Linked DNA regions of Homo sapiens: region 2 is linked to region 1. A link is a loop called in an ENCODE intact Hi-C map of the cell type or tissue named here. Cell type or tissue: GM12878. All regions are shown on one strand. Each heading gives the region's core, and the rest is flanking DNA. Links, peaks and the distances in the headings are about the cores only.

Evidence for each region. Peaks named below come from ENCODE experiments on the same cell type or tissue, not always from the same donor. Only the 100,000 strongest peaks of a DNase experiment are listed, where the experiment ranks them.
Region 2: a loop joins it to region 1, with 2.2 times the contacts of the local background. A loop is called at or near these places in 4 of 110 quality-filtered maps.

What each region holds. Positions count from the first base shown.
Region 1 is chr4:110,100,375-110,116,009 of GRCh38, reverse strand. ELOVL6 (ELOVL fatty acid elongase 6) reads left to right here. Exons shown (of 4, transcript NM_024090.3): 2 at 10,382-10,513. Among named protein-coding and RNA genes, the nearest start is that of ELOVL6, 90 kb to the left of the region's middle. In GM12878, for the core only: no CTCF peak of the experiment used is centred there; a DNase peak (open chromatin) is centred at 7,359.
Region 2 is chr4:110,049,403-110,065,037 of GRCh38, reverse strand. ELOVL6 (ELOVL fatty acid elongase 6) reads left to right here. Exons shown (of 4, transcript NM_024090.3): 3 at 5,284-5,435; 4 at 13,276-15,635. The coding sequence ends at 13,700. Among named protein-coding and RNA genes, the nearest start is that of ELOVL6, 140 kb to the left of the region's middle. RefSeq lists enhancers at 9,167-9,226, 9,637-9,686, 12,849-14,048. In GM12878, for the core only: no CTCF peak of the experiment used is centred there; a DNase peak (open chromatin) is centred at 9,427; H3K4me3 peaks cover 610 bases; H3K27ac peaks cover 1,412 bases.

The DNA of each region.
Region 1 (15,635 bases), core at 5,901-8,400:
ATCAGAGTCAGATAAGGTGACGTGACCATGGAAACAGCTTGGTGTGATGCATTTTGAAGATGGAGAAGGAGGCAGCCATGAGCCAAGGAATGTCAAGTGGACTCTAGATGTTGGAAAAGGCAAGGAAATGGATTCTGCCATAGAGCCTTCAGAAGAAATGCAACCCTGGTGACTCTTTGATTTTAGCCCCGTAAGACTCATTTCAGATTCTAACTTCCAGAACTGTAAGATAATACATTTGTTTTGTTAGAAGCCATTCAGTTTGTGAGAATTTGTTGTAGCTGTCCCCATTATCGGAGTTCTCAAAGCTATTGTCTGCAAACTTTATCCTCTTATGTCACTGAATGAGAGTTCAGATTTTGAAGGAGCAGTATGAAAGCCCCAGTCAAAATGTTGCCATATTATTATTATTTCTGGAAGTTTTTTTTTGTAGAGACAGGTTCTCACCATATTACCCAGGCTGGCCTTGGATTCCTGGCCTTAAGCCGTCTTCCCACCTTGGCCTCCCGAAATGCTGGGATTACAGGCATGAGCCATCATGCTTGGCCCTATATTATTATTTTTAAGAACAAGATGAAATTCAGAGTTCTTTCTTGGGTAATCGGGTGATAATCTCATAAGTAAAAACAATGTTTAAGTCATTTTCACTCATTACTAAAAATATATTTCTTCTGATTACTGCCAGTTTTTTCTCAAGCTTAATTTCTTATGTACATTTGATTTTGCTGACAAAATCAATTTATAAACTAACCATGAGATCATCGTCACTGCTGAGATATTTTCTCTAATCCAGAAATAGTATTTGGGGTATATTTTCTCATTGCTTCCCCAGTTTCTTTTCAAAATTTATATTGAGGGAATCATTAGTGACAGGAGTATATTTATTTATCCAATAGTTAACGTGAAAACATGCCATGTTTTCCCCTTCATTTTATTTTCTAGCTTTTGGAATTTTCAGCTGTCTATGAGGTGATTTGGGGAAATGAAAACCCTATATAAATATTAAGGTAGTGGTAACCTACAACAGAAATGGATTCTCCTTTGATATAAATGTCAGTCCTTGAGTACAGAGAAAGTGCTCATAAACATGGATATGTTTATGCTTGTTTATATAATTGTGCAAGCTGTTATTTTTCTTGGTTTTGATTTAAATCTAGGAAAATTTTCAGTTTGAATTGGACTTAATCTTATAAACCTGAAATCCGGTTTTCAATGCATTGTGAATAATTGTCTCCTTTTGACAGTGTTTTTTCACTTCTAGTTTTAGCCTCCAGCTCTGATAGGTCTATTAGTTATAAGACGTCCTAGGCTTCTTTAGGATAAAGACAATCAGGAAACAGGTTTTTATATTCAACTCTAAGTGTAGCCTGTTAGTTTGAAAGGGTGTTGGTCATCCATAGGGGAAGGATGAGTGGCTTCAGCATTTGGGTCAGTTTTTAAAGAAGCCCAGCTGTACCATATGATCAGGAACTAATGACCTCCAAGTTCCAGTCATTATTTCTACATTTAGTAGAAATTAGAGGACCATCAGCCAGGAAGTTTTTAGCCAGGAATTCCTAAGCTGAAAAGTTTAGACTAGATGTCTAAGGTCTGTTCCAATCTTGAGATTCTATATGTCTAGGGTCATTAGGCCACTGGACTGGAAAAGAAGATCTAAAAAAAAGAAAAAAAAATGCCTACAGCTTTGACTGACATAGCCCATAATTGTATTTGTGTAACTTCAAGCCCAATAAAATTTTATATTTAGGAAAATAGATGACTAATGCTTCATTTATATTATAGAATAGATTTTTAAGGCTATAGGAGATAAAGTTTAGCTTGGTGACAGGAGAGTCACTCAACTACTCTTATTTAATAGGAGGCATTTCAGAATTATAGTACAGTTTTTATATTACCATTATTGTTACACTTTTTTTCGTTTTCAAGGGATGGAGTCTTGTTATGTTGCTCAGGCTGGATTCGATGTCTCGAGCTCAAGGGCTTCTCCCACCTCAGCCTCCTGAGTAGCTGGGACTACAGGTGCATGCCATCATGCCTGGCTCATCATTATTATATTTTGAAATAATTTAACAAGTGAGCATTGCCTCATTGGAAATTAATATGCTACCTTTCTCGTAGAATGAAGAGTATTTCTTCAAGAAAATTAGTGCAATGAAATTGAATTGCTGCTGGAACCACCTTCTGAATTCTATTTCTACATGCTGCCTCTCTTATTCAGAAATTACTGTTTTAAATGGCCACAAGAGTTTTGTTTTACTATCACTAGATCGTTACCTGGAAATTCTCACCTGCAACAATCAATACTCTCAAACAAAACAGAAACTAGAAATTATTTTTTCATCATAGAGATCATTTTTAGTTTGTTTTCAGATGGGCATGGGAGATTTGTCTAAATAAGACCAATGACTTTTTGTTTTGTTTTTGGCTTTTTTAAAGACAGGGTCTCACTCTGTCGCCCAGGCTGGAGTGCATGGGGCAATCATGCTCACTGCAGCCGCAACCTCCTAGGCTCAGTCCTCCCACCCTAGTTTCTCAAGTAGCTAGGACTACAGGCATGCACCACTACAGCAGACTAATTTTTAATTTTTTTGTAGAGATGGAGGGGGTCTCAGTATGTTGACCAGGCTGGTCTCGAACTCCTGGGACAAGTAATATTCCCGCCTTGCCCTCCCAAAGCATTGGGATTACAGGCATGAGCCACCATGCCCAGTCACTGATATGTTTTCTGCCAGGTTTTGACTTGGGGGTGATGGCAAGCTTTCCTCTTTTTTTTTTTTTTTTTGAGACGGAGTCTTGCTTTGTCGCCCAGGCTGGAGTGCAGTGGCACAATCCTGGCTCGCTGCAGCCTATGCCTCCCAGGTTCACGCCATTCTCCTGCCTCAGCCTCCTCAGTAGCTGGGATTACAGGCGCCTGCCACCACGCCTGGCTAATTTTTTTTGTATTTTTTTAGTAGAGACGGGGTTTCACCGTGTTAGCCAGGATGGTCTCCATCCCCTGACCTCGTGATCTGCCTGCCTCAGCCTCCCGAAGTGCTGGGATTACAGGCGTGAGCCACTGTGCCCTGCCGGCAAGCTTTACTCTAAGGAGATAAAAAATTGAATGGATTTTAATTCTTTTGTTTTTATTTTCGTTTCTGAGATGGAGTCTTGCTCTGTTGCCCAGGCTGGAATGCAATGGTGTGATCTTGGCTCACTGCAACCTCTGCCTCCCAGGTTCAAGAGATTCTCCTGCCTTAGGCTCCTGAATAGCTGGGATTACAAGCATGTACCACCACACCCAGCTAAGTTTTTGTTTTTTTAGTAGAGAGGGGGTTTCACCATGTTGTCCAGGCTGGTCTTGAACTCCTGATCTCAAGTGATCCACCCCCCTCAGCCTCCCGAAGTGTTGGGATTACAGGCATGAGCCACCACACTCAGCCCGGATTTTAATTCTTTGTTTGATTTTGCTAACTAGAGCAGCAAGGACAGTCTACAGTCTTTGGTTCTAACTTCAAAACTGATTTTTTCTGATCAGTTTTATTAAGCCATATCTACTGAAACAAAAAGTATTCTTGTACCTCTCTAAGATGCAACGCTTTAGGATTGAAACTGACAATTCTCTGAGCTGCAAACATCAACTCTACTGAAATAATGCTGTGATTAGCCTAGCGGTTTGCTATCTTTTACTATGAACAGGAGAATATTCATTCCTAAAGGTGATCCCATCTGATGATTCCTGTGAAGAGCCGCAGTTCACACACACACTTCAGTGCATTGATCGAGAGATCAGGAATTCAACTTTTGCCACATCTGCCCTCAGGGATAGAAATAATGCATACCAAGTTTCTCTGTGAACATCTTTTTAAATTCTGTCTTCCTTCCCAGCTCAGACTTTCAGTACCCTTCATGACTTCATCCAGCAGTTCTCTATCCATTTTTCTGGGGGCACAAGTTATTACTTCCCCATCTCTCACCCATGGGACATGATGGGGTATGTGTGATTTAGTCTATTGTTTATTTAAGAAGAAAAAGAAGAAAAGAAAATTAAGCCATACATTTCAGTCCTGTACTTTAATTAGTAGTAACAAATTACTGGGCACATGCCTCACAACTTACTGCAAACTTGAGGTGCAGATACAGCCTGAACTCTGCTGCAGTTTTCAGAATGTCACACAACCCAACTTTAGCCCGCATCTCCAAACAGGCTTTCTACCATACCCAACCCACAGCATCTGGTATGACAGACTCCCGGTTTAGCTCACACCTAACTCCATTGCCTATTGCTACTTGCCCTTTGCCCATCCATCCAAAACCTTCAGGGTCCACTCTTAAATCTTCCACAGCATTTTCTCATGACAATAGTCTCCTTCCTTAGCTCTTTATAAAACATTATCTGTAACACACATTTGCTACTGACCCCCTATATAACCATGTGTTACCATGTAAATTTTTCTTTCTAGCTAGATTAGCAGAGGCAGAATTTACTCTCACATAAGGATCCTTTTTTCATTCAATGTCTTACTAACCATACTGCAAAGGAATACAATGAGTTTATTAAATTTCTTGGCCATGGCTTAAACCTAACAGAAGAAAAAAAAAAACTGAAAGGTTTATTGAATTTTGAATGGATGGGTGGATGTCAACATTTTCATCAGCTACTGAAAAAAAAAAAGGAATTCTAAGGAAACAAAGGGAATTGATAACCTGCCGATTTAAGTATTAAAGAGTCTTTTTAGATGTGCAGTTTTTTCGTTTTAACATTTTGAGAGTATTTTCTCCCCCAAAATCTTATGTCCAGTTGTAATACAAAAACGGAATGCACCAAGATTTTTTAAAAGGTGACAAGGGGGGAAAAAGATAAGTTTACAGATGTATACAAGGAATTTCTGTGTCCAATCTGCTTCTAAGAGGGGTATACTTTCCTGGAAAGGGATGTGCAGCCATGTTATTGAATCTCATGGACTAAATGTAACTCTACTTTGCTTATGGCCTACTTCAAGGATAGAAAAACTAAAAACTAGTTCTCACACCTTTTTTAAAAAAATAGATGAGGAGAACCTGTGATCTCTAAATTAGTATCTGGAGGGGGAAGCAAAAAGGTAAAGTGCTTACAACTCAAAGAAGCTTGGAAATCACACCTTAGTTGGTATCCTTGGTCATACACAACAGCTTGGAATAAGAATAAGGAACCTTTACCTTAGTTATGGCTTTGTCTTGCAATTGTAAAGCCACTTTTCATTTGTATCAATTACGGGCATATTTTCATGATTATTCACAAAATTGTTTGTCAGAATTTCTGGGCATATGGTTAATTTACTTACGAATAAAACCTCCTGGCCAGGTGTGGTGGCTTACATCTGTAATCCCAGCACTTTGGGAGGCTGAGGCAGGAGGATTGCTTCAGTCCAGGAGTTGGGGACCAGTCTGGCCAGCATACTGGGATCCCATTTCTGCAAAAAAATTAAAAGAATCAGGCGCACCTGTAGTGCCAGCTACCCAGGAGGCTGAAGTGGGAAGATCGCTTGAGCCCTGGAGGCTGAGGCTGCAGTGAGCCATGATCACACCACTACGCTCCAGCCTAGATGACAGAATGAGACCTTGGCTCAAAAAAAAAAAAAAAAAAAAAAAATCTGCGGAAAAATTTCCATTTTTTTTAACGTAAAAAAAATGCCTATATGAAGTCTTGCAGAATCCTTAAGAATGTGGCAGAATTAAGCCCTGGATAGGACTTCAAGAAACCTCAGGATCCCTCTCAAGAAAATCTTATTTTCTTATCAAATTATAACCACCATAGACATACATTAAATGTCATATTGGCAAAAAGTAGTGTTATTTCCTCTAGTCTCTGGGTCCCTACTTTATTTGTATCCCTAAAATCACTTTCAGAACCATAAGTTGTTTCCTGACTTGAGTCAGCAACTGAACTGCAAGAGGACTCTTAAAAGAGGAGGGGGGTGCACCAGTTGGCATTCTGTCTCAGCGTCAGACTCTTCACCTTAGAACATGAAAACTTTCTCTGCACTAGGTAGATAGGTATCAGCTGAACTGGGCGGTGCCCTTTTCATTTTTTCCCCTCACTGCTTTTTACTTTCCCATCTCCTTGTACCTCACATGTGTACAGTAGCCATAATGAAGGCCATGTAGATACGACATGAAAGAGCCAGGAGGGAGCTCAGGCCAGCTTCCCAAGCTATTCATTAGCAATTATCCTATGTTGAAATACTACCCACATAAACATTTCTTCATTAGCAAATAAACTAGTTTGACTCTTGGGGTATAGAAATCTTGACGTGAATGCTAACGAGACTCAAGCTAAGCACTGGTTTCAGTGAAATCCCACGAGTTTAAAAAAACATGTATTTCAATTTATGCATACTTTTTCAGAAATGTTAATGGGTAAAGCAAGAAATACCAATCATAAGTGAGAACTTGCTCAGCTACTCTGGTAAGAATCAAAAAAGCATGTCCTAGGAATGCTTTGGAACAAGATAGTATGATAGAGAAATTCAGATTTCTAAGGATAGATCCACTATTCATTTTTATTAATTATGGAATAATTTCCATTGTTCATCTTGATGACAGAAATAGAAGGGTAAAAAGGATAAATATAAGCTTGACAGAATTAAAGCACATCAGTATTTCATTTGGGTTGTCTTTATTTGGTTGGTCACCTGGTAATCATAACTCCTGAATCACCACACTGAAAAGTACTTATTAAGTACCTATAATTATGGGTTGTGCTATATGATGCACATTTAAAATTTATTAAACAAGAAGAGTCCATGCTATCTCAAAATGACTGATTATCTAATAATAAAACAGTATAGTGTTACCATTATACCCAAGTATGGAGGCCTGCCAGTATACAAAGTATTACCACAGAACCATTAGGAAAGCAATCTATCCACATTAAAAACTAAGTGGGCTAGTGGCAAACCATTATTCATCTTGAATATAATTGAACTTTACCGGAGAGATGCCAGAAAGGAAAGGCAATTTTAATTCATTTAAATTGTCCTGTTCATTAAAGAAAATCTTACCTTCTTCTAAGCAATATGGAAAACAAATAGTACATTCAACCATAAATGACAACTCAGTTAAAGAGGTAATTATTAATGCTTAGGCAACTTCCACTTATAGCAGATGCTTAGGTTTAATTCCAAACTAACCCCAAGGATTTGAATTTCACTACAGTAAAAGATTTCTGTGCATGCAATGAAAAACTTACTTTGATCACAGCACTCAAACCGATTCCCATTAACTACCTGTGACCCTGATATAGCTTATACAATTATTTTGTGTTTACCTACCTGCTTGACCACAGCCATGACAATGTTGGATAGTCTTGACCAGTGTAGCATGAAGCTGTGTGACTGTGAGTGACTATTGTCATCGGTTCCCTATTCTCTTTTCTGTCGAAGGAGGAAATTGGGCTCCACCTCTAAGGTTCCTTGCTTGCAATTATCAAGTTCTATGATTCTGTACTGACTGACTTCATTGCCTTAGCTGTTGAATTGCTTTGTAAAGAGAGCTCTTGTGGAAAAGTGAATGGCCCTTGCTGGGAAGTGAGCAGTGCATTAGGATTAATTCTCATTTTAGAAGTTAGGAAATTGGAGAAAAAATACATAGGGAAGATTTTTTGTTCTTTTCTTGGTTCTTGAGGCATTACTTTTCCCTTTATGGCTAGAATGATAGGATTGTATGAAGATATTCATTTAACTTGGTTTATGATTGCAAGTAATACAGTTAATACAACCATAATCAGAATCTCAATTATGTTGAATGGGTAAGATAAATAATGGTAATTTTAAGGAAATGTCTTCCATGGTATATGTATAATTAATTTCTGTTCTCAAAGAAGCAAAGAGGGTTTGGATGAAAGCTTCCCAGGCTCAGAAAATATGACAGTAGAAACATGAAGATGGGAAATTCTTCTTCATCTTTTCACAGTTACACAATGTTCTACACATTATGCAATGATTATGTAATTCAACAGGACAGCTTAAGGAATTTTTACAGCTTATAAGATAACACTTCAAGTACCCCTTTTTCTTCTGAAAGTTTACCACAAGAACAGGAAAATCTAGGGCTACTTTACCTCTAAGCCTGTTTATTTATGAAATAAAGATAATACTTTACCTGCACCATGAGGATTAAATGGTAAAGCTTTTTGGCATTATGTCTACCCATAGGAATCACTCTATAAATCATAATGTGATTATTGTCACTTATTACCTTTATAAATTAGAAAAAAAGTATATACTTTTTCAGATTACTATCACCTACATTAACTTGGTAGAACTTTATTTTTCTTTAGTCTTTGCTTATATGTGCATAAACAGAAACAGTGATTGTGACTCTTAAGTAATTTAATTCCATGCCCTTGTAATTTCCAGAGGAGAAATAAAGCAATATATAATTTATGGCCAAAAGTACTTTCTTCCTGAAATGTCCAATAGTTAAAGTTTCCACAAAATTGTTTCACTGAAGTATAGAAATAATCAATGTCTTTCTGGGGGAAGAAAATGTATCATAATATTTTTCTGAATATTTGACTCTTTAGTTATTAATGTATTACGGGGAAAGTACAACTTTCTGTTAGTGTTTGCTGCCTGTTTACTGTACACAGATGCCTGATTATTTTCCCCATCAGAAAATTTGATAGGACAAGACCACGTTCATTCAACAGATATTTATTAAGCACCTACTGTGTTCCAGGTCTTGTGGGCCCAAGAGAAGAGTCTGTAAACCTCAGTGAAAGTGATTTATTCAACATTTACTTATGGGTTGATTTCTGGAATCATTGCTTTATTTGGTGGTATTCACTAAGTAGGTCACTTGCATTCATTTACATAGGAAAGCTGCTTGTGTAAATAGCAAGGTCCCTTATGAGTCAGCATTACATGTCAGCATAAAGGGAGAAAACACGAAGCATTTTACAAATAATACTCTTTAGGTGAACACATTTTGCTTTTGATATTATGTTTTGTAACTTATTTCTCAACCCTTTCCTTATTGATCTAATTGAATAGGGAAGACCCATTTTAAGAGAAACATTGCTTTCTCAGGAAACATGCTCAACTGTTTTAAATTATTTATAAGGTTTCTGTTGCTTTCAGTCGAATCATAGTTCTATTATAGAAGTTTGTGGATTTTTGCTTTTGAATTTATCTTTTGGCATTATCAGTACTGTTGTCAGAGGCATTTGTACCAGAGTGACTTTATCTTGAATAGGGGCTAAGTAAAATGAGGCTGAGACCTACTGGGCTGCATTCCCAGGAGGTAAGGAATTCTTAGTCACAGGATGACATAGGAGGTTGGCACAAGATACGGGTCACAAAGACCCTGCTGATAAAACAGGATATAGTTAAGAAGCTGGCCAAAACCCACCCAAACCAAGATGGTAACACAAGTGACCTCTGATCATCCTCACTGCTTATTATATGCTAATTATAATGCATTAGCATGCTAAAAGACACTCCCACCAACACCATGACAGTTCACAAATGCCATGGTACAGTATACAGTCTAAAAAGGGAAGGAACCCTCAGTTCTGTTCCTGGGGAAATCCCCGCCCCTTTCCCCGGAGCACTCATGAATAATCTACCCCTCGTTTAGCATGTAATTAAAAAACCCATAAAAGTAGCCAGCCAGCAGTCCTCAGGGCTGCCTATGGAATAACCATTCTTTTATTCTTTTGCCTTTTGAGATGGAGTCTCAAAAATCTCAGCTCATTGCAACCTCTGCCTTCTGGTTTCAAGCAATTCTGCCTCAGCCTCCCAAGTAGCTAAGATTACAGGTGCCCACCACCATGCCTGGCTAAATTTTGTATTTTTAACAGAGAGGGAGTTTTACCATGTTGGCCAGTCTGGTCTCAAACTCCTGGCCTAAAGTGATCCACCCACCTCTGCCTCCCAAAGTGCTGGGATAACAGGTGTGAGCCACCACACCCACCCAAGATAAAATTTTAAATGGCTATCTTGTTCCAAGACACAACCTTGTCACCAAATAGTTCCAATAAAAACACTTCTTTTTAAAATTCATGTATGTATCTAAATTGGCTCAACAAACTCTAAAGAATAAAATTATTTCTCTCAGTGAAAAGACTACTTTTTGTACTTCAATGCTATGTTGTTGAAATTTCAGTCCTAGAGCCTACAAAGGAAATATATCTATCCTGACATGATACTTAATATGTTGGTTAAACTACTGGAAGACCTGATTTGTCAAGGGAGATTTCAACAGAACACTAGTTTGCCGTGTAGACTAGACTCCCTCTTCAGTGAAGCAGGAATATTCTCAAGAATATTTTTTCAGTGCTTACAAAGAGGAGAACTGGTACAAAATTTGGTGTTTCCTAATGACTAAAAATATCTTAAAGATTTTGTTTGCTTGTTTGCAGGAAGAAATCTTTCCTGTTTTCTGCTCTGTATGCTGCCTTTATATTCGGTGGTCGGCACCTAATGAATAAACGAGCAAAGTTTGAACTGAGGAAGCCATTAGTGCTCTGGTCTCTGACCCTTGCAGTCTTCAGGTAGGTTTTTTTCATTTTTCTAATAAAACGTATCCATTTTATCACTTGCTGAAAGAATGCAATGATTGAGCATTTGATTTTAAATCTGATATTTTTGATTATTGAATATGATGAGGACATAAAATAAAGTCATGTTCAGAAAGAAAGCCTTCACTGCCACCATTTGCCATGATGTATTCAACCTTATATATTTTGAGAGGTGTCAGGCCATCTCTTGTCCTGTCCAAATTGGTCATGCAGTAATCTGATTGATCTGTTAGGATGAGAAGCAGTACAGCAATTCATTATTGTTATTGGCTAAATATAGATGAAAGGTTAAATGGGAAGGCACACAAGTAACCTGTTGAAGTCTATTGGAGAACAGGGTTCAAATACCCTGGGTGTGCTGTTCCTAACACTTAATCAAAAGATGACACTTAGACATAGACCAGACACTGGACATCTGTGTCAGTATTGCTAGACCAGAGAATGCTTTTGCTCTGCATCTTCAAAAGCACCCTCCACCCTCATTCCCCGAACTGACTTGCAGACATGTGTTTATGTAGCCAGCTCTGGCTTTGTAAATGTGAAAGAACTCAACACAGAGACTGTCAGGACAAGGCCTGTTCTCTCAGGGCATCTGTCAGCTGGTGTGCAGACTCATTCCTCCAGAAGCTTTCAGGAGCATTTCCAGTCTTGTATTATTTTGTGATCTAGGCAATCACAAGACTAATTAGCACCCAGCTGGTGTCCAAGCAAGTGCCAGGATTTACCTAGAGTGCTAACAAAGGCACCTGTTCTATTTGTGTTTTGCTTGTCAAAACCAGCAAGTTCATAACTAGGCTTGGGGAGGAACGGGAGCGGAGTAAATGTAGATATACTATGAAACACAAAACTATTAATTTTCATATTTATAAATATTCATTTGTATTTTTTCATATATTAACTGTTCTAAGCAGAAATGGATGTTATCATTAAAGCTTCATTAGTTACTTAAAGCTTATTAAAAATGACTGAGGAAGAGTATTTCCATTAAACTCTTATGATCTGTGTTTTTCCATAATGTTGGATCCCTCCATCTAAAACACCCACTTACTCACCACTACTGAATATACTTTTTATTTCAGTGCAATTTCTAAAGCCCTAGGTTTGAAGTACTCATGATTTGGATCTGTCACTAAAATCTCCTTCCAGTTCAATCTGTATCAGATCATGATTCTCTATAATATAAAGAAGGCTTTTCATTTTTATTTACATTTAAGGTTGACAGAGTATGCCTCACCTGAAGTATTTTGATATTTGTGGGGAATTTATCTCTATCCTAATGAAGCCTTTCACCATTTTACTGATTTTTCAATATTCCCTGCACCTTTATCTTTTGTTATTTTAAATTTTAACACTTGTAAGCGGAGAAAAAAAGTACAATGACTCCCCTGCAACCCCTACCTTGGTTAAACAATTGTCAACACTTGGCTGATTTTACTTCGTTTAATCTTGCTCACCTTGTTTCTCATCCCCAAATTATTTGGAACTATTAATAATAGAGGCTGAAATAATTCTTATTGAAATCATACCATGGCTAAAGGTTAAGTACTCTTTAAAAGCAAACACAGTATTATGATCTCACCTAAATTAATAATTTGTTCTTATTAAATTTCAAATTTCTTCAGTTGTCTCATAAATGATTCCTGTTTTACAGTTTAAGAACCTAGATCAAAATGAGATCTTTACACTTCCATTAACTGATATCTTTTGGCTTATAGATTTCCTCTTTTTCCTTATGATTCATCCTTTGAAGAAACCAGATAGTTTACCCCATAGAGCTTCCTCTGGCCTGGATTTTGCTTGATTGCATTTTTCTGTACCTTCTATTTCTTATAAGTTGTAGTTAGATCTAGAAGGTTTATTACATTCAGGTGTAATATTTGAAGAGGCTTTCTATAAGAAGAAACTTGCCTTTATCAACTATTCGGTTATCTTGAAGTATATACAGTTATTATAGCAAAGATTAGGATAAATGCTTGATTCTTTGTCTATATTCATCAGGTTTTTTTTTTAAGTTAGTTAGCATGTAAACAATAAGATTTGTTTTCTTAAGAATCATTATAAACTTATGGATATGTACTTTTTCATATGCCAGTGATTTTGAGATATGATTTTGATGTGTTTTAAGTCCATTGCTATTCCTTTTGATGGTGATAGTTTGATTTTTTTTTCTTTAATTACAAGATACCAGGCCAGGCATGTTGTATATTTCTTGTCCAGAACTGGAATCAGCCATTTCTCCAAAGAGCCTGTATTAGTTCGTTTTCATGCTGCTGATAAAAGACATACCCGAAACTGGGAAGAAAAAGAGGTTTAATTGGACTTACAGTTCCACATGGCTGGGGAACCTCAGAATCATGGCGGGAGGTATAAGGCACTTCTTACATGGTAGAGGCAAGAGAAAAATGAGGAAGAAGCAAAAGTGGAAACCCCTGATAAGCCCATCAGATCTCATAAGACTTATTCACTATCATGAGAATAGCACGGGAAAGACCAGCCCCTATGATTCGATTACCGCCCCTCCCCACCCCCTACCCGCCCCCCGTCCCCCATCCCTCCCACAACACGTGGGAATTCTGGGAGATACAATTCAAGTTGAGATTTTGGTGGGGACCCAGCTGAACCATATCAGAGCCCTAATTCCTATGGTGGAGAGAAGATAATATTTAGAAACCACTGTCTGGGTACTAAAGGTGGTTGTTGGTGCTGAGTAAGTTCTTATATTTAAGTCTTTAAAAAAGCCAGAAGTGGAAATTTACTTATTGAGGTAAAATATACATATATAATCTATCATCTTTACTTTTTTTTTTTTGGAGACAAGATTTCACTCTGTCACCCAGGCTGGAATGCAGTGGCACAATCACGGCTCCCTACAGCCTCAACCTCTCCAGCCTCAAGTGATCCTACTAACTTAGCCTCCCATGTAGCTGGGACTATGGGCATGTACCACCACGGCCAGCTAGTTTCTATATTTGTTTTGGTAGAGATGGAGTTTCACTATGTTGCCCTAGCTAGTCACAAACAATCTTTACCATTCTTATGACTTAACTTTTATTTCTCCTTCCTCTCGGGTCAAAAATCCAAATTCCCAGTGTTGGCCAGTAACTCCCCATTTACTTTATCCTGCAATGCACATGCAGAAGTCAGTGGTGATACTTTATCTTTTTTAGACTGACAAATTATTGTGTTCTCTTTCATTTAAAATTCTGTTATTTTACTTTCTTCAGAGCCATGTTTTGTATAAAATTTAAAAATCCAGAACTATATAGAAAAATCCAAGCATCTGCAGTCTAAGGTTTTAAAAAGTGGATCTTAATTTTTTTAAGCCAGAATTTGGGAAACATTGATAATGGAATGCTATGCTTCTGTGTTTGGAAGAACATATTGAGATTTCTCTATGCTTAAAGAATGCTAGTCAACAATGCATGGAAGTAAAAAGGCTAACTACACAATGATACTTTTAATATAAAAATATTTATAGAGATACTAGAAGAAAATAAACTCAATTTTTTACTTTTTGGGGGGCAAAAGCAGAGAAGATGTCTTATTTATTAAATTCCTATGATTTATTAGAAAATAAGACCAGCCTGGGCAACATGACAAAACCCCATCTCTACAAAAAGTACAAAAATTAGCCAGGCATGGTGTCACGCACCTGTAGTCCCAGCTACCTGGGAGGCTGAGGTGGGAGGGTCACCTGAGCCAGGGGAGGCTGAGGCTGCATTGAGCCATTTTAGCACCACTGCACTCAAACCTGGGTAGCAGAGTGAGACCCTGTCTCAAAAAATAAATGAACGAATGAATAAATGGATAAATAAAAAATTTCAGCATTTGTACAGGTTGGTTGGTGTGGACTGGCAATTTAGAAGAAAAAAAATTTGTGATGTGTTATTCAGAACAAATGAAGCAAATATAATCATGTGGACAACTCTCAATTTTGCATATTGGCCATTTATTATTGTTTGTGTTTTTCTGCATTTAACACATTTCCTAAAATATACGTACACATGTTCATATCTAATCTCCTACACAATTCTGTAGAATTTCAAGTGAGTAGTTGCTTTTTTTTTTTGAAATCCAAATATTTCATGAATGAAGTTGATATAAAACATTCATCAAAAATATGCTCTTCTGGCCAGGCGTGGTGGCTCACACCTGTAATCCCAGCACTTTGGGAGGCTGAGGTGGGCAGATCACCTGAGGTCAGGAGTCCGAGACTAGCCTGGCCAACGTGGTGAAACTCTGTCTCTACTAAAATTACAAAAATTAGCCAGGCATGGTGGCACATGCCTGTAATCCTAGCTACTCGGGAGGCTGAGGCAGGATAATCGTTTGAACCCTGGAGGTGGAGGTTGCAGTGAGCTGAGATTGTGCCACTGCACTCCAGCCTGGACTACAGAGCAAGACTGTCTCAAAAACAAACAAACAAACAAAAAACTGCTTTTCACAAACAGTTGTTTTAATGAGTATTAAGAAATTTTCTATTTTGGTCATAAATGAAAACTTCATTATTATAAAGGATATATTTTTGTAGAAAGTTTTGAGTGGCTCTTACACTATAATTCATGCATTTTCAACTATTGTCTAATGACAAAAATATAGAAATTCTTTGCTCAGGAGATAGTTCCTCTATTAGATGGTCTGCAATGAGGTGATGGCCCAAGGGCCTATCGCCCACTCCATCTCCCCGTCCTTTGCCACCATAGCGTAATCAATTTAGAAAATGAAGGAAAGAGAAAGAACCAAACATTTCAGAAGAAGTAAATTTTTCTTTTGGAAAATCACCAAAAAGAGGAATTTTTGTGTATTTCACTGCTTAGGAATAATTTCTTTTCCCTCAAGTCCTCAAGGTTGCCTGTTAGCTCTTAACTGTAGCCAGGGACCCAGTTATGCTTAATTTCCAGATGCCATACACTGTTCACTCATGAACTGAGACAACATTATGGGAATTAAATCATATCTGCAGCATACTTAAAAAAAAACAAACAAAAGAAACCTCTTCAAACCAGTCTATTTCAAAAAGTGATGGGGTTTTAATATTGTTTGCAAGAATTGCCTGCAGTTTTTCTCTTTATTTTTGGGGGCTGACTGAAGCAGC
Region 2 (15,635 bases), core at 8,166-10,665, 53 kb after region 1:
TCCCTCATGAGTACTGTAATATCTGACACTTGGTGTGTGTTAAGTACGTGTTGATTTAATACATGAAACAGTCTTTTCTCCCCGAGTGCTAATGCCAGTTTGTCATCCAAGGGCTGATTAGAGATTAGTGTTATATGTCAACGTCATGCTAGAAATTCACTAGGAAAGCCTCACAAGCTAGTACCATTGTGATTGCATCAATTGTGGCCAGGCACCTATTGAAAGTAGATTTTTAAACATTATCAATCGAGGCCAGGTGCAGTAGCTCACGTCTATAATCCCAGCACTTTGGGAGGCTGTGGCAGGAGGGTTGCTTGAGCCCAGGAGTTCAAGACCAGCCTGGGCAAGATGATGAGACCCCATTTTCATTAAAAAAAAAATTTCTAATATGTGCTTGATTAAAAATAGTTAAATAGGCACAGTGGCTCTGCCTATAATCCTAGCTACTTGGGAAGCTGAGGCAGGAGGATCACTTGAGTCCAGGAGTTCAAGGCTGTTGTGAGCTGTGATTGCGCCACTGCACTCCAGCCTGTGCAACAGAACAAGATCTTATCACTTAAAAAAAATAAAAAAGAGTCAAATAGTGCAGAAATGTACACAGTACAAAATAGAAGTTACCCTCCCCCACCCACAAAGTATTACAGTTAATTGTATAATGGATATTCTTGGCCCCCTCCTGACATCCCATGGCAAATAGCTAGTGATCAGGAAACAGGCTCCTTGTGGATTAGGAATCCAGTGCAGGAGTTTGAGAAGAAAGCACCTTAGCTAATCAGGATGGTGATCCCCACCTCCTCATCGCCTTGCTGCATTGTGTCTGATGTTGCAGAGGGAGCAGAAACGTATACTGCTCCCTCCACAGAGCTCTCTGCTATTCCACTGATTTCATTTGGCTTTGACAAAAATGATATGTATGGTATATTTCTTTTTCTTTCTTTCTTTCTTTTTTTTTTTTTTTTGAGACAGAGTTTCACTCTTGTTGCCCAGGCTGGAGTGCAATGGCGCGATCTCAGCTCACTACAACCTCCACTTCCCAGGTTCAAGCAATTCTCCTGCCTCACCCTCCCAAGTAGCTAGGATTACAGGCGTGTACCACCGTACCTGGCTAATTTTTGTATTTTTAGTAGAGATGGGGTTTCACCGTGTTGGCCAGGCTGGTCTCGAAATCCTGACCTCAGGTGATCCACCCTCCTCGGCATCCCAAAGTGCTGGGATTACAGGCATGAGCCACCGTGCCCAGCCTGTATGGTATATTTCTTTTTTTCTTTTATTTTCTTTTTTTTTTTTAAAGTATGACCATAGAGCTGGGAAAAGGCATGTGACGTAGTAATCATCTGCCTTCATTCAACACAGTGGTCCAGACCCTCAGCCTCTTTGAGGCTCTAGATTTAGAATAATCTATATCATCTGAAGGAAAGATACATTTCACTTGAAACAGAAGCTTTTCTATACCAACAGCCTCTCCTTCAAGCCCTTCTATGGAAAGTGCTCATTTCACATCCTGTCGTAAACTTGCTAGTTGTCACTTGTGGAAAGTTGGTGCATGGTTACCTTTTGTGGAGATGAGAGTCAGGATCAGGAACTGGGGGACTGAGCCCACCAGGTGTGGACTGCCTAGGCTGTCCCTCCTTGACCCCACGCTCTGGCCAACTTCGACTGCTCCAAAAGAGCAACCCCACTGCAGGAGATGTCCCTCCTTGGGGTCGCCACACCAGGAGCAGGCCTCCGGAAACCTGAGAAGTACTTCGAGAATGACAGCCATCCTCGGCTCCTAGAGACTCACTTGTCCAAGAAAAATATCTATATAAATAAAAATTCTCATAGCAATAGGAATAATGTGAACAATCAATGTGGCAAATTGAACTAGCTGTAAATCAGTTTCCTTAACTTTGAATTAGGGTTAATTAACCTTAACCTCTCTTACCTGACAAAATAAGATCAGCGAGGAAGGTGATTTTCAACATTGAGGGTTAGCCGAAGTAAATCAGCAATAATAGTAATACAAATAGTGATAGAGTAAGAAGAGTAATATAATGAAAACTGTTTCGTTGAGCACCTGTGTATCAGAGGCTTGATGCTAGCTAAATACCTTACTTATATTGCTTCAAAAAATTCATACGATGAATTTGCATGTTAGATATTATTCTCATTTCAGAGGAAAAAATACTTCAGTAACTTGGCTAATTATAAAACTGTTAGTAATAAGTGATTGGACTGTGATTGGAGCCTATTGTACAAAGGGTTCGATTTGCAACTCTAATCTATTGACAGTGGCATAGAGTGGCCGAGAACTTAAATGTGTGGTCCAGGGATGGCCAGAAAGACTGCTGAGATTGATTAGCAGCATCTGCTGTGAGCCTAAGTAAGGACTAGGGGTAGCAGAACAGCAGCATATTTGCCTGCTGCATCACGCTGCCTCTCAAGCTAATGTAACTTGGGGAGGAAGGAAAGCCTCTTCACCTTAAAGTGTATTTTGTTAAAGTGTCACGATGTGACACTGTTGTGATAAAAACCACCTGGTTCCAAAGCGTGCAGAGGATGAAATGTGCGAGGGGCAGAGCTAGTGGCTCCCCACAAATAACAATTATCCCATTGGCCCCCACAGTGCTCCCCAGCAGTAGCACTGTCACATCCCAACAATGCGCCTTTGCCCACAGACACATGGGCCCAATGGCTGGCACTGACGGTTTCCCTGAAAAGTGCTACTGTCCTCTGTTCTGAGTTAGCCTTATTGTTCAGAGCTTAGGGAATGAGGCACATGTCCAGATATGGGACAATAATATGTGCTATACACTTGCTGTCAGCAATATTATAGGTCACCATGATATCAAAACCTTCAACTCTACAGTGCTCTGAACTGACCTCCCCATACCCTAGCCCTCAAACTTGTGAATACCTATTTGCCCCTAATTCAAATACCACTTCCTCTGAAGTCTTCTAGGACTACCACTCACTAGCCAGAGTTAGCTTAATGATTTTTTTTCACTCCATCATCTAAAACCATGCCAATAAATATTTGACCACTGAAAGAATAAATGAACTTGTGTGAATACCTTAGAAATTGGGAATAAATTACAATGATTTTTTGAGACCCAAAAGGATGAAAGGATAGCAACCATTTCAAGCATACATTCTTTGGATCTACTCTGATCATGTGGGAATTACATAGTCTAACAGCAAGTAGAGTAAGAGGAAGGGTTTTGGGCTATACCCCAGCACTTTGGGAGGCCGAGGCAGGTGGATCACGAGGTCAGGAGTTTGAGACCGGCCTGGCCAACATAGTGAAACCCCATCTCTACTAAAAACACAAAAAATTAGCCTGGCATGGTGGTGCATGCCTGTAGTCCCAGCTACTTGGGAGGCTGAGGAAGGAGAGTCACTTGAACCCAGGAGGCGGAGGTTGCAGTGAGCTGAGATCATGCCACTGTACTCCAGCCTGGCTGAGAGAGCGAGATTCTGTCTCAAAAAAAAAAAAAAAAAAAAAAAAAGCCATCATTTGGTGAGGGAAAGACAGTACACAAAAAAAATTCAGATAAGACAGAAAAATCTCTATTACTTGATGCTACTAATGAAATCAACCCTTCATCCCCAAATTAGGACAGATAATGGACTATAAAGACTTAGGTCATTCCACGGGGAGGAGACATTTCCTTAAGATAAGAAAGTAAAAAGCCAGTTTTGTTATGAACAGGGGAGAAATGCAAAGGTCCTGAGGCAGAAAACTGAAAGTGTCTGAAAGTTCTGGAGTGATTGGCTCACAGTGAACAAGAAGAGAATGGCAGGAGGTGAGAGTGGAGAATGGGGAGAGAGAGGCAGTGCAGAGAGGCCTTGTCGGTCCTGATAAAGGAGTTGAGGTTTTTATTCCAAGTGCAGAGAAAAACCACTGAAGGATTAAACAGGATCTATATCTGTAAAATGACAGTAATCCTCTGCAGGACAATTTCATACAGTGGAAAGAGTAACACCATTTGATGGAGTCTTTATACCTTTAGAGAAGCTACTTACAAAGACCCAACTTAATAGACAATTGCCAGGAATTAAACTTCATTATTTTGATACTGTAGAAAGTTGACCTTTAGTTCTAGTTGGCAGATGCGTGCTTTCTGGACAGGTTAGCCTAGTGGAATGATTTATTCTAGAGCAACTCTAAGATATTTTAAGTAAAAAACAGTGCCTCTGAGGAGAAAAGAAGGCTCCATTTCCCAATTCAACAGTTGTTCATTCATTGATCTCTCAGCTGACTTCTAGAGTAAGATGCTGCCCTTTTGGGCAGAAAAGGCTAGGCAGGTCCATCTTCCCCACATGGTCAGCCAGCTCTCCTTTCAGTCCCGGGCATGGTTCACACACTCTGGGACATACACTTAAGGGGCTCACTTCGTAATAGTGGCTGCTTGTTCCTATTGCCAAGTGCTTTCCCATGGCAGGTTGTGTTTCTTGAGCCTAATGTGTTCCAGAACTTCCTATTTCCTTACCAGTTCTCTGATTTAAAGAAATTGTTTATTTTTTCTTCACTTTTTCAACAATCTCACTTTTTCAACAGTCTTTATTGAGCACCTGTGCCTATGTGGAGATTAAACACATTGCGGGGCATTGAAGAACAGTGTTGGGGTGGTATTAGCACAACACTGGTTCTAGGGAGCTCAGGGAGTGAGCACTTATCTCTGCCTGAGTGGGCTTCCTGGAGGAGGTGACAGAGCTAAGCTTTTGAAGGAGTCTCATTCTGACATCTCTGAGAAAGATGGATCAGACAGTAGAAAGTGATTTGGAGACTGCTGGAGAAATCCAAGGAGGGCACAAAAAGCCTGGGCTGGCAAGGCGAGTCCAGAGGTAGAGGAAAAGTTTGCCTAAAGAGGTAAACAGGTTTTCAGGAAATAGAGCCAGTAGAACTTGGAGAATGATTGGGCACAGGGCAAATTTGAGATAATTCCAAGAGTTTGCAGCCACACCCATCTGCTCTCCAAGGAATAGTTCCCAAGCTGAAACTCAAAGGTCACCAGCATTCTTCATGAGATCCTGCTCTGAATCTGTTACCCTTTTTCATGACCTCTTTTTGGAACAGTGATGAAGAGGAAGTGGTATCATATATGGTTTCAGAATAAAGCCCTTGAGTCATTGTATTAGCTCTTGTTTACAGAACATTTTAAGATGCTTTCAAGGAAATACAAATAATATGATTCTTATGCCTATTTCCTGCCAGTGGCCAACCAGTCTTCTAAGTATGGTTGATGTGAGAAGTGAAACTATTTTCCTAAATGCTGTTTCTTTTCTCTTTTCATTATGAAGTATATTCGGTGCTCTTCGAACTGGTGCTTATATGGTGTACATTTTGATGACCAAAGGCCTGAAGCAGTCAGTTTGTGACCAGGGTTTTTACAATGGACCTGTCAGCAAATTCTGGGCTTATGCATTTGTGCTAAGCAAAGCACCCGAACTAGGTGAGTATCTTCTTCCATTTCCTCTCCCTCTCTTTGTAGCAACATATCCACAGTATTTATTTAGTGAGCAAAGAAACATTTTGAAGGTCCTATTTTGTTGGTTGCAAGAAAGTTACAATGAATGAATTTGAGTTCTTGCCTGACTTCTACTTTTTATTGTTCGCTCCCTCTTTCCTTTTAAATAATTTTACATTGTGCATATTAAGAGTAGATAGTTTATACTGAACATGCTGATTTTCGAGCTCTACTAAAAATATACCTCCACGGACTTATAAAATGTACAGAGACCCCTTTAAAAGGCCCACTGAGCTGAGCTAATATTAAAACATGGGGGAAGAAAAGAGCAACACAGCTATTTCCAAGTCCCATATCTGAGCATACTTTCATCTGTAGAGTTAGGATTCAGATTAGGAATTAAGCTTTTCATTTGGGGACCCTCCTGTTCTCATTAACAAATGCTGAGGGTTGGTCTCTGGTGGTGTTTGATTTTAATCATCAAGACTGGCCTTAGGGAAGGGGAATGTAATTTACCTTCCAGAAAGTAATAGAAAATACAGGCTGTATTTGTAGATTTCTATAATTTTTCCCTCAACCCTTGAATGGTCTTGAATGTAAGTGTGGCACAGGTTACCAGAAATAGTAAAGTCAAGGAGTTAATGTGGGCACAGTTTTCCAGGAAGATGTCTTTATTTACACAGAAAGAGATCTAGTGGTGACAATAAGCTCTGAGTACATCCATGAGTAATGCTAGCAAACTGGTACAGATTGTACAGGTACAAACTGGTAAGGCAAACCTGGTCACCTCTGGGGTTCTGGGTTTTTTTTCACCTGCAATTAAGAATTATACATATTTAGTTCAAAAGATATCAATTGCAATTTTTGCCATTGTTTTCAATGGCAAAACCGCAGTTAACTTTTGCACCAACCTAATATGTATTGTCCCCTCTCCTGTTTCTCCTAAAAAGGGAGTTTGGTGTTGTACTTTCCTTACAAACCACCTGCAATATAAGCTATGAGCAGTCTTCTGTAAGGTGCCCCTTGTTCACGCCCCGTGTCCATTCAGATAGAATGGGAACTGTCTGATTTGTGTGGGCCGGCAACCCAGCCACCTTCCACTGGAAGCCAGAAACCTGCTGTTTATAAGTAGATGACAATTGGTTTGAGCTACTGTCTTCCCAGGTCAAAAACAAGGGAAGAACAACAGAAGAAAATTTTTCCTGAAAACCTTTCCTAAGAGGGGCAGAGGTACAAAGATAGTCCAAAATAACTAGATAACTACCGCGTGCATGTGCATGCCTGCACCGCTCCCCCCCTCCAACAGACACACAAACGCCTACACACACGGATCATATGAAAACGGTCTCAGGGTAAAATGCATTAGTGTGGATTCATTCATTCATTCATTCAGTGCATTTATGTTAAGCACTGGCTGAAATAGAATGGCAACTTTATCTAAAAGGAATTTTACAATACAGATTTTATGAACCAGGCCCCAGGAGGTATTGGTACCACTAGGTATGAAGTCATAGGCTAGAGAAGTGGTTTTCACCCTGGATTTACAGACAATGCCTGCAAAATCTGAAGAGGTATTTCTGGGAATTTTAAAATTATATGAGAATATTTTAATTTGCTTTGATTCATAGAGTTTCTGAATCAGAGCACTTGTTCTCAAACTGGGGTTGATCTGAGAGTGTGAGCATGTATTCTTTACTCTTGGGGTTTTGTGATTTTTTTTTTTTTTTTTTTTTCCCTGAGACAGAGTCTTACTCTGTTGCCGAGGCTGGAGTGCAGTGGCGCGATCTCGGCTCACTGCAACCTCCGTGTCCCGGGTTCAAACAATTCTCGTGCCTCAGCCTTCCGAGTAGCTGGGATTACAGGTGTGTGCCACTACACCCGGCTAATTTTTGTATTTTTAGTAGAGACGGGGTTTCACCATGTTGGCCAGGCTGGACTTGAACTCCTGACCTCAGGTAATCAGCCCGCCTCGGCCTCCCAAAGTGCTAGTATTATAGGCATGAGCCACTGTGCCCGGCTGTGGCTTTTTTTCTTTAAAATAAAATTACACGTTATTAAAGTCTGAATTATTTTAGTTGAGAAATATATCCCTCTTTTATGCTATTTAATAACCTTATTAATCCCCTATCTTTTTTGACAAAGGCCTGACTACAACTACATAAATGTAGTAAATGCATGAAACGTGATTTCCCCTGAATGCTACCCCTGAACACTTCAACAGTTTCTACCTTTTACTACTTCCCCCTCAATTTTTTTTTTAATAAGAAATAATCATGCCAGTAGGATGCAAGTAGGAGACTAGACTATGGCTGGAGACTGGACTTCCGACCTTTAAGCCTCAGATCACAAAAAAGCAGCCTCAGTGTTTTCTTCTAGAAACGCCTTTTCCCTGCAAGGACTAATTGTGTTGTGTTCTGAGTTATATACAGCTGTATTTGAGGTACTTGAGAACAAACATAGTCCTTTCTACCTTTTGGAGGAATAATTTATTGAAATGCCACCTCAAGCTATCTGTAGTGATTAATTTCCTTTAAAGACATAATCAGACCTATGCTCTCTGTCCTCCTGACTTTTAGGATTCCTAGAGAAGACCTATTAGTGTAGCACCCAGAGGTATTCATATTTTCATCTTCTATCTTGGTTGTGTTGATGCTGATGATGTTAATATCACCTGTCTTAATTTAATCCAGGCCCAAATGTCCATTCCCCTCAGCCTCATAGCGGACATTGTAATTGAATACAGTGTTCCCTCTTGAGCCCCAAAGGAGCCATAATCCAGTCTCCTATTTGCAGTCAACAGGAGTGGTGTGCTGCTGGCATGATAATCCCTTTCCCTGGAAAGGGCTCATTCATCACAATAATTTGTAGTAGTCCTTTGTGGATTATCCAATAATCGATGCAGTTAAAATATGAGATTGAAGTGTTGGAAAAAATAATATTCTAATCTTGACATAGTTCTTTAATGAGGCTAATTAGTAACACAAATTCTTCATACAGTTTCAAACCCTTTATAGAGATAATTTTCATGTTCTGAATACTTTTTTTTTTTAACATTTTAAAATATGGGATATTGTTCTTCAAATACTCTGGAGCTCCTCTGACAATGGCCATTCAGAGGTAAACCGCTGACTCAAAACAGGTCCAAAATCAGTGCAAGTGTCTCCAAGACAAGCAGATCTAGGTCTTTATGTAGTCAACATGTTTGCCTGGATGACTTTTTTTTCCCATGCATTTTGGAGGTTAAATTTCTTTCCAGTTTTTGCAGTTGGAAAATCTTGTCGCTACTATTTAATTAAGAGAGATTTACCCGTTTGGATTATTTAGAACTTTTCTTATTTTTAGGTCTCAAATTTTACCTTTCAATATTCTAAGATTCTGGACTCTTTATGAGCACCAAAAGGAAAAGATCTAGTGAGAAAAAAACAGTTCTTCCATGTATAGTACTGAAACTGTATCCCCCCCCCCAGCTCCCACAAACTCAAACTCTTGTTTTAAATTGCAGTAAAATATACATATTATTCAGATTGTTGAGCAACCATTACTCCATCAACTTCCAGAACTTTTGCATCTTCTCCAACTGAAATGCTACTCATTCCACACTAACTCCCCCTTCACTAAACTCTTAATAAATAGCAAGAAGACCTTTCTGTTTCAGCAGAAAACCGTGAGCTCATTTCAGTGAATTATGGGGTTGTAGGCCACTAGAACAAGTGAGAGGAAAAGAGCCACTAACCTGCTTTGTGTGCCAAATCTCTGAGCACCTACTATTTGGATTATATTAAAACCCGCTGAGATTTTGTTTTGTTAAAACTTGGAAATATCTGCTCTGAGCCCAGGTCCTTGCTCAGTTGAGCATGTCATTGTTTTTGAAGCTCTGACTCAGCAGCACTCTAGCTAGCTCTGGGAAGAGGGACTCAGCTGTATGTGACAAACCACACACACAGAGTAGCCTCTCTGTGTCTCTTGGTGGCCAAGAACACCCTGGGGATTTCCAAATGCTTGTTGCTTTTCCTGCAGCTGCAAAGGTGTAGTTAAGAAGGGACACTTGGGTATAAGGAACAACATGCCCTGCCTGAAAGCTGTCTCTTGAATGAAAATAGTTGGACCAAAGGTTAGAGAAATCATGATACAGAGAACATGAGCCAGGAGGTAGCTAAAATGACAGGACTGAAACGTTCGAGAGTCTAAAGTCCCATTGCTTGTACTTGGCCAATGTCCTTCCCGTTATGCCAACAGGACATTTGAACAAGAAAGATTGACTGACCAACTCAAATACACAGTCCCTCTGATAGTTAACATTTCTGGGTCACTCTATAGCTTCTGGAAAGCCTGAAATTACCATGACTTGGCATGACTCTGGCTCATGACAAATTAAATGTGACATTATGTGGTTTCCCCAGAGGAAAAATAATTTGTACCTGCCAGAGTGGCCTGACTGATGCATCTCAGCTGCCATATCCAAGACCGTGAGAGGACTTGGTTAGCTCTTCTAGAGCCCCACCAGTTTCCCCCTGCCTGAGGGAAACTACCACTCTTTGGGTCAGCAGTCTGGGGGATAGTAACCCTGATAGGGTGTTGAATGGTGCTACTGATCAGCTCCAGAGCCATTGCTGGGAGATGATCAATTTCATTCCCGCACCCACCATCGTGCATATGTGTTCTGGAAAAAACTCCTAAGCAAATTTAAATTAATTTTGTTCTTGAGATTTCGGGACATGTTTTCCCCTCCTCCTACCCTCCACTCCACTCCCCTCCCTAAAGTAACTAGAAACACCCAGTGTATCTCAGTTAAACCTGAGATATACCCTCACCTCCAGACAGGAGAAACACAAAGCCATTCTTAACTCCAGAATTGTACCTTCCACTTTCCATCCCACACTAGCCCATTCTAATATGGTTTTTCTTAATCATTCTTTAGACAATAAAATTTTAATATAAAAGTGATGATAGGGTTAAACTAAAGAGTTAGGATGAAATGCATATTACTTTGACAAATTTATTATAATGTGTTTGGAATTGTATAGGGGTTTATATTTTAGTTAATGCTAAGAGACTCATGAAAGCATCTATTCAATTATGAATGACTAAACTTGTTTTAAACATACAGTATCTTGGACATCTACCTTCTTTACACTATGAACCAAGGTAGCTGGAATTGATTGTGTCTGCGTTATTGTCCACAGAGGGATTGGAGGAACAGAGTAGTACTTATACAGAAACGGTGGATCTCTGACAGATACAAAAATAGCACAGTTTAACACTGAAAAGTAGATCCCGGGTCTCCTGACACCAGTTTTGTCCCTTAAGTATATGTATGAGGGTTACCATCATCATCCATCATTATCAGTCTGCCTGACACTTATAGACACCATAAAAATCTGGCATCTTGCAAGAGAGAAGATGACTTCAACAAAAATTTGACAGTAGGTTCAGAAATATAACAACTGACAACTTTCCTATTTATTTAATTAATTTATTTATTTTTTGAGATGGAGTCTTGCCCTGTTGCCCAGGCCTAGAGTGCAATGGCATGATCTTGGCTCACTGCAACCTCCGCCTCCCCAGGTTCAAGTGATTCTCCTGCCTCAGCCTCCTGAGTAGCTGGGATTACAGGTGCCTGCCACAATGCCCAGCTAATTTTTTTTTTTTGAGATGGAGTCTCACTCTGTCGCCCAGGCTGGAGTATAGTGGCACAATCTCGGCTCACTGCAAACTCCACCTCCCGGGTTCATGCCATTCTCCTGCCTCAGCCTCCAGAGTAGCTGGGACCACAGGCACCCACCACCACACCTGGATATTTTTTTAATTTTATAGTAGAGATGGGGTTTCACCGTGTTAGCCAGGATGGTCTTGATCTCCTGACCTTGTGATCTGCCCACCTCGGGCTCCCAAAGTGCTGGAATTACAGGTGTGAGCCACCGTGCCAGCCTAATTTTTGTATTTTTAGTAGAGATGGGGTTTCGCCATGTTGGCCAGGCTGGTCTCGAACTCCTGACCTCAGGTGATCCCCCCGCCTTGGCCTCCCAAAGTGCTGGGATGACAGGTGTGAGTCACCACACCCGGCCAACTTTCTTTTTCTATTGTAAACAAATATGAAATAATAGTGTTTAACAGTTTAGTAGGAAAATAAACCAATAGCTCTCCTAATGCATGGAATGGGGCACCACCTGTATCTTTCCAGCCACTGCCATTAGAACCTTAGAAGTCTTTCCCCATAGTCCAGCATTCTTTGACCTTGCTGAGTGCAAGCGTTTTAGGCCATCTGTGAAGTACATGAGGGATAAGGTAGGAATAAGTACTAGTTTTTCTTTGTTTTGTTTTGTTTTGTTGCGCTTAATTAAATTTCAGAAGAAGAAGAAGAACCAGGGCCGGGTTCTCAGGGCGGTGGCTCACGCCTATAGTCCCAGCACTTTAGGAGGCCGAGGCTGGTGGATAGCTTGAGCTCAGGAGTTCAAGACCTCATCTCTACTAAAAAAGTTTTTTTAAATTAGCTGGGCATGGTGGCACATGCCTGCAGTCTCAGCTATTCCTTAGGCTGCAGTGGGAGGATCACTTGAGCCCAGGAGATCAAGTTTTCAGTGAGCTGCGATGGCACGTAGGTGACAGGGCAAGACCCTGTCTCAAAAACAAACAAAAAATTAAAAGAACCTTCTAGCTTTTGTTTTTTACACAAAAAGAAGCCAGGTTTGAGTTCACCAAAGGTCATGAAGGATGTCGATTTTTCCCATGTCTCATAACCATAGAGATAGGAAGGAGAAAGACGCATTCACCTGCATTAGCCTGTTTCTGTCACACATCCTAGCGTAACTTCCCTTATTTTCTTACTCGCTAATGTAATTGGGTATATTTTTCACTGGGCTTGCTCTTCATCCAATTTTACATAAATGTTCTACAGTCTATTTTCAGAGCCCTGAAACTTTTCAGTGAAGCATTGCAGATACATAGCATCTACCCACCTCAGCATAATTCTAGCTTTCATAATATAAATTCCCTGCCTCAGAAGCTATGGTCTTTTCCTTCAAAGGGATATTGTTAGACAAAATTTTGATAGATCCTGGAAATCTTTTCAGTTAATTCTGTAAAATGAAAACTGTTATTTTCAATTGCTCCTCACTTGATTCACTGGTATAAAATATTCCTATTACCCTTGTCAGCAAATGTGTATAGAAGAGGATTTTTGTCCCCCTTTTTCTGTCTTTTGTTTAGGTTTTACTTTTCTCACTGCCATTTGGCAAGGCTGTGTAATTTAGGGAGCTCACAAAGATATATGTTTGAGGGGTACCTTTTATCATGTACCAAAGAAAAATTATGGTTTTACTACTCTAGAGAAGCCTTAGAACATTTTGCTGGGCACTTGACTTCCAGTCTGTTTCCTTTGATTGATAAATGATCTAAGACAAGTCACCAGTCCCCTCCAGGTGGTATTTCCTAAAATGTATAGTTGAGTTGGGAGTTGGCAACATAGTTGTTAATGTCCCTTCCAGATCAATGATGGATAAGATTTTGTGTGAAATACCTTGAAAGAAACATTTGCTGCTTGCCTCCTGTGTGTGAAGAGAGCCATGCTGATTATCCTACTTAATCCTCAGGTGATTCCATGCTACTCTTTTAAATTATCACCATTTATATAGATGAGGAAACTAGAAATAGTGAGGATAACTAACTTGTCCAGGGTCACAGAGCTAGTAAGTACCAGTTCAGGGTTCTAATCCAGTCTATGTAACTCTCCAGTCCTAGCTCAGGATGTCTACCCTCTTACAAAACTGTAAGTCATCGTTACTGGTGGTCAAGGATCTCACGTACCTTCTTCCTCTTTGTCTTCCAGGAGATACAATATTCATTATTCTGAGGAAGCAGAAGCTGATCTTCCTGCACTGGTATCACCACATCACTGTGCTCCTGTACTCTTGGTACTCCTACAAAGACATGGTTGCCGGGGGAGGTTGGTTCATGACTATGAACTATGGCGTGCACGCCGTGATGTACTCTTACTATGCCTTGCGGGCGGCAGGTTTCCGAGTCTCCCGGAAGTTTGCCATGTTCATCACCTTGTCCCAGATCACTCAGATGCTGATGGGCTGTGTGGTTAACTACCTGGTCTTCTGCTGGATGCAGCATGACCAGTGTCACTCTCACTTTCAGAACATCTTCTGGTCCTCACTCATGTACCTCAGCTACCTTGTGCTCTTCTGCCATTTCTTCTTTGAGGCCTACATCGGCAAAATGAGGAAAACAACGAAAGCTGAATAGTGTTGGAACTGAGGAGGAAGCCATAGCTCAGGGTCATCAAGAAAAATAATAGACAAAAGAAAATGGCACAAGGAATCACACGTGGTGCAGCTAAAACAAAACAAAACATGAGCAAACACAAAACCCAAGGCAGCTTAGGGATAATTAGGTTGATTTAACCCAGTAAGTTTATGATCCTTTTAGGGTGAGGACTCACTGAGTGCACCTCCATCTCCAAGCACTGCTGCTGGAAGACCCCATTCCCTCTTTATCTATCAACTCTAGGACAAGGGAGAACAAAAGCAAGCCAGAAGCAGAGGAGACTAATCAAAGGCAAACAAAGGCTATTAACACATAGGAAAAAATGTATTTACTAAGTGTCACATTTCTCTAAGATGAAAGATTTTTACTCTAGAAACTGTGCGAGCACAACACACACAATCCTTTCTAACTTTATGGACACTAAACTGGAGCCAATAGAAAAGACAAAAATGAAAGAGACACAGGGTGTATATCTAGAACGATAATGCTTTTGCAGAAACTAAAGCCTTTTTAAGAAATGCCAGCTGCTGTAGACCCCATGAGAAAAGATGTCTTAATCATCCTTATGAAAACAGATGTAAACAACTATATTTCAACTAACTTCATCTTCACTGCATAGCCTCAGGCTAGTGAGTTTGCCAAAACCAAAGGGGGTGAATACTTCCCCAAGATTCTTCCTGGGAGGATGGAAACAGTGCAGCCCAGGTCCCATGGGGGCAGCTCCATCCCAGAGCATTTCTGATAGTTGAACTGTAATTTCTACTCTTAAGTGAGATATGAAGCATTATCCTTTTGTTCAGTTGCCCCGGGCTTTTGAACAGAAGAGTAAATACAGAATTGAAAAAGATAAACACTCAACCAAACAATGTGAAAACGGGTTCTGTAGTATTTGTAAAAAGGCCCGGCCCAGGACCACTGTGAGCTGGAAAAGGGAGAAAGGCAGTGGGAAAAGAGGTGAGCCGAAGATCAATTCGACAGACAGATGGTGTGTATGCCCCTCCCTGTTTGACTTCACACACACTCATAACTTTCCAAATGAAACCCCACAGTATAGCGCATATTTTCGATATTTTTGTGAATTCCAAAAGGAAATCACAGGGCTGTTCGAAATATTGGGGGAACACTGTGTTTCTGCATCATCTGCATTTGCTCCCCAAGCAATGTAGAGGTGTTTAAAGGGCCCTCTGCTGGCTGAGTGGCAATACTACAACAAACTTCAAGGCAAGTTTGGCTGAAAACAGTTGACAACAAAGGGCCCCCATACACTTATCCCTCAAATTTTAAGTGATATGAAATACTTGTCATGTCTTTGGCCAAATCAGAAGATATTCATCCTGCTTCAAGTCAGCTTCAGAAATGTTTTAAAAGGGACTTTAGCTCTGGAACTCAAAATCAATTTATTAAGAGCCATATTCTTTAAAAAAAAAAAGCTGGATAATATTCTCTGTAATATTTCAGTCCTTTACAAGCCAAATACATGTGTCAATGTTTCTAGTATTTCAAAGAAGCAATTATGTAAAGTTGTTCAATGTGACATAATAGTATTATAATTGGTTAAGTAGCTTAATGATTAGGCAAACTAGATGAAAAGATTAGGGGCTTCCACACTGCATAGATTACACGCACATAGCCACGCATACACACACAGACACACAGATGTGGGGTACACTGAACTTCAAAGCCCAAATGAATAGAAACACATTTTCTGGCTAGCAGAAAAAAACAAAACAAAACTGTTGTTTCTCTTTCTTGCTTTGAGAGTGTACAGTAAAAGGGATTTTTTCGAATTATTTTTATATTATTTTAGCTTTAATTGTGCTGTCGTTCATGAAACAGAGCTGCTCTGCTTTTCTGTCAGAGATGGCAAGGGCTTTTTCAGCATCTCGTTTATGTGTGGAATTTAAAAAGAATAAA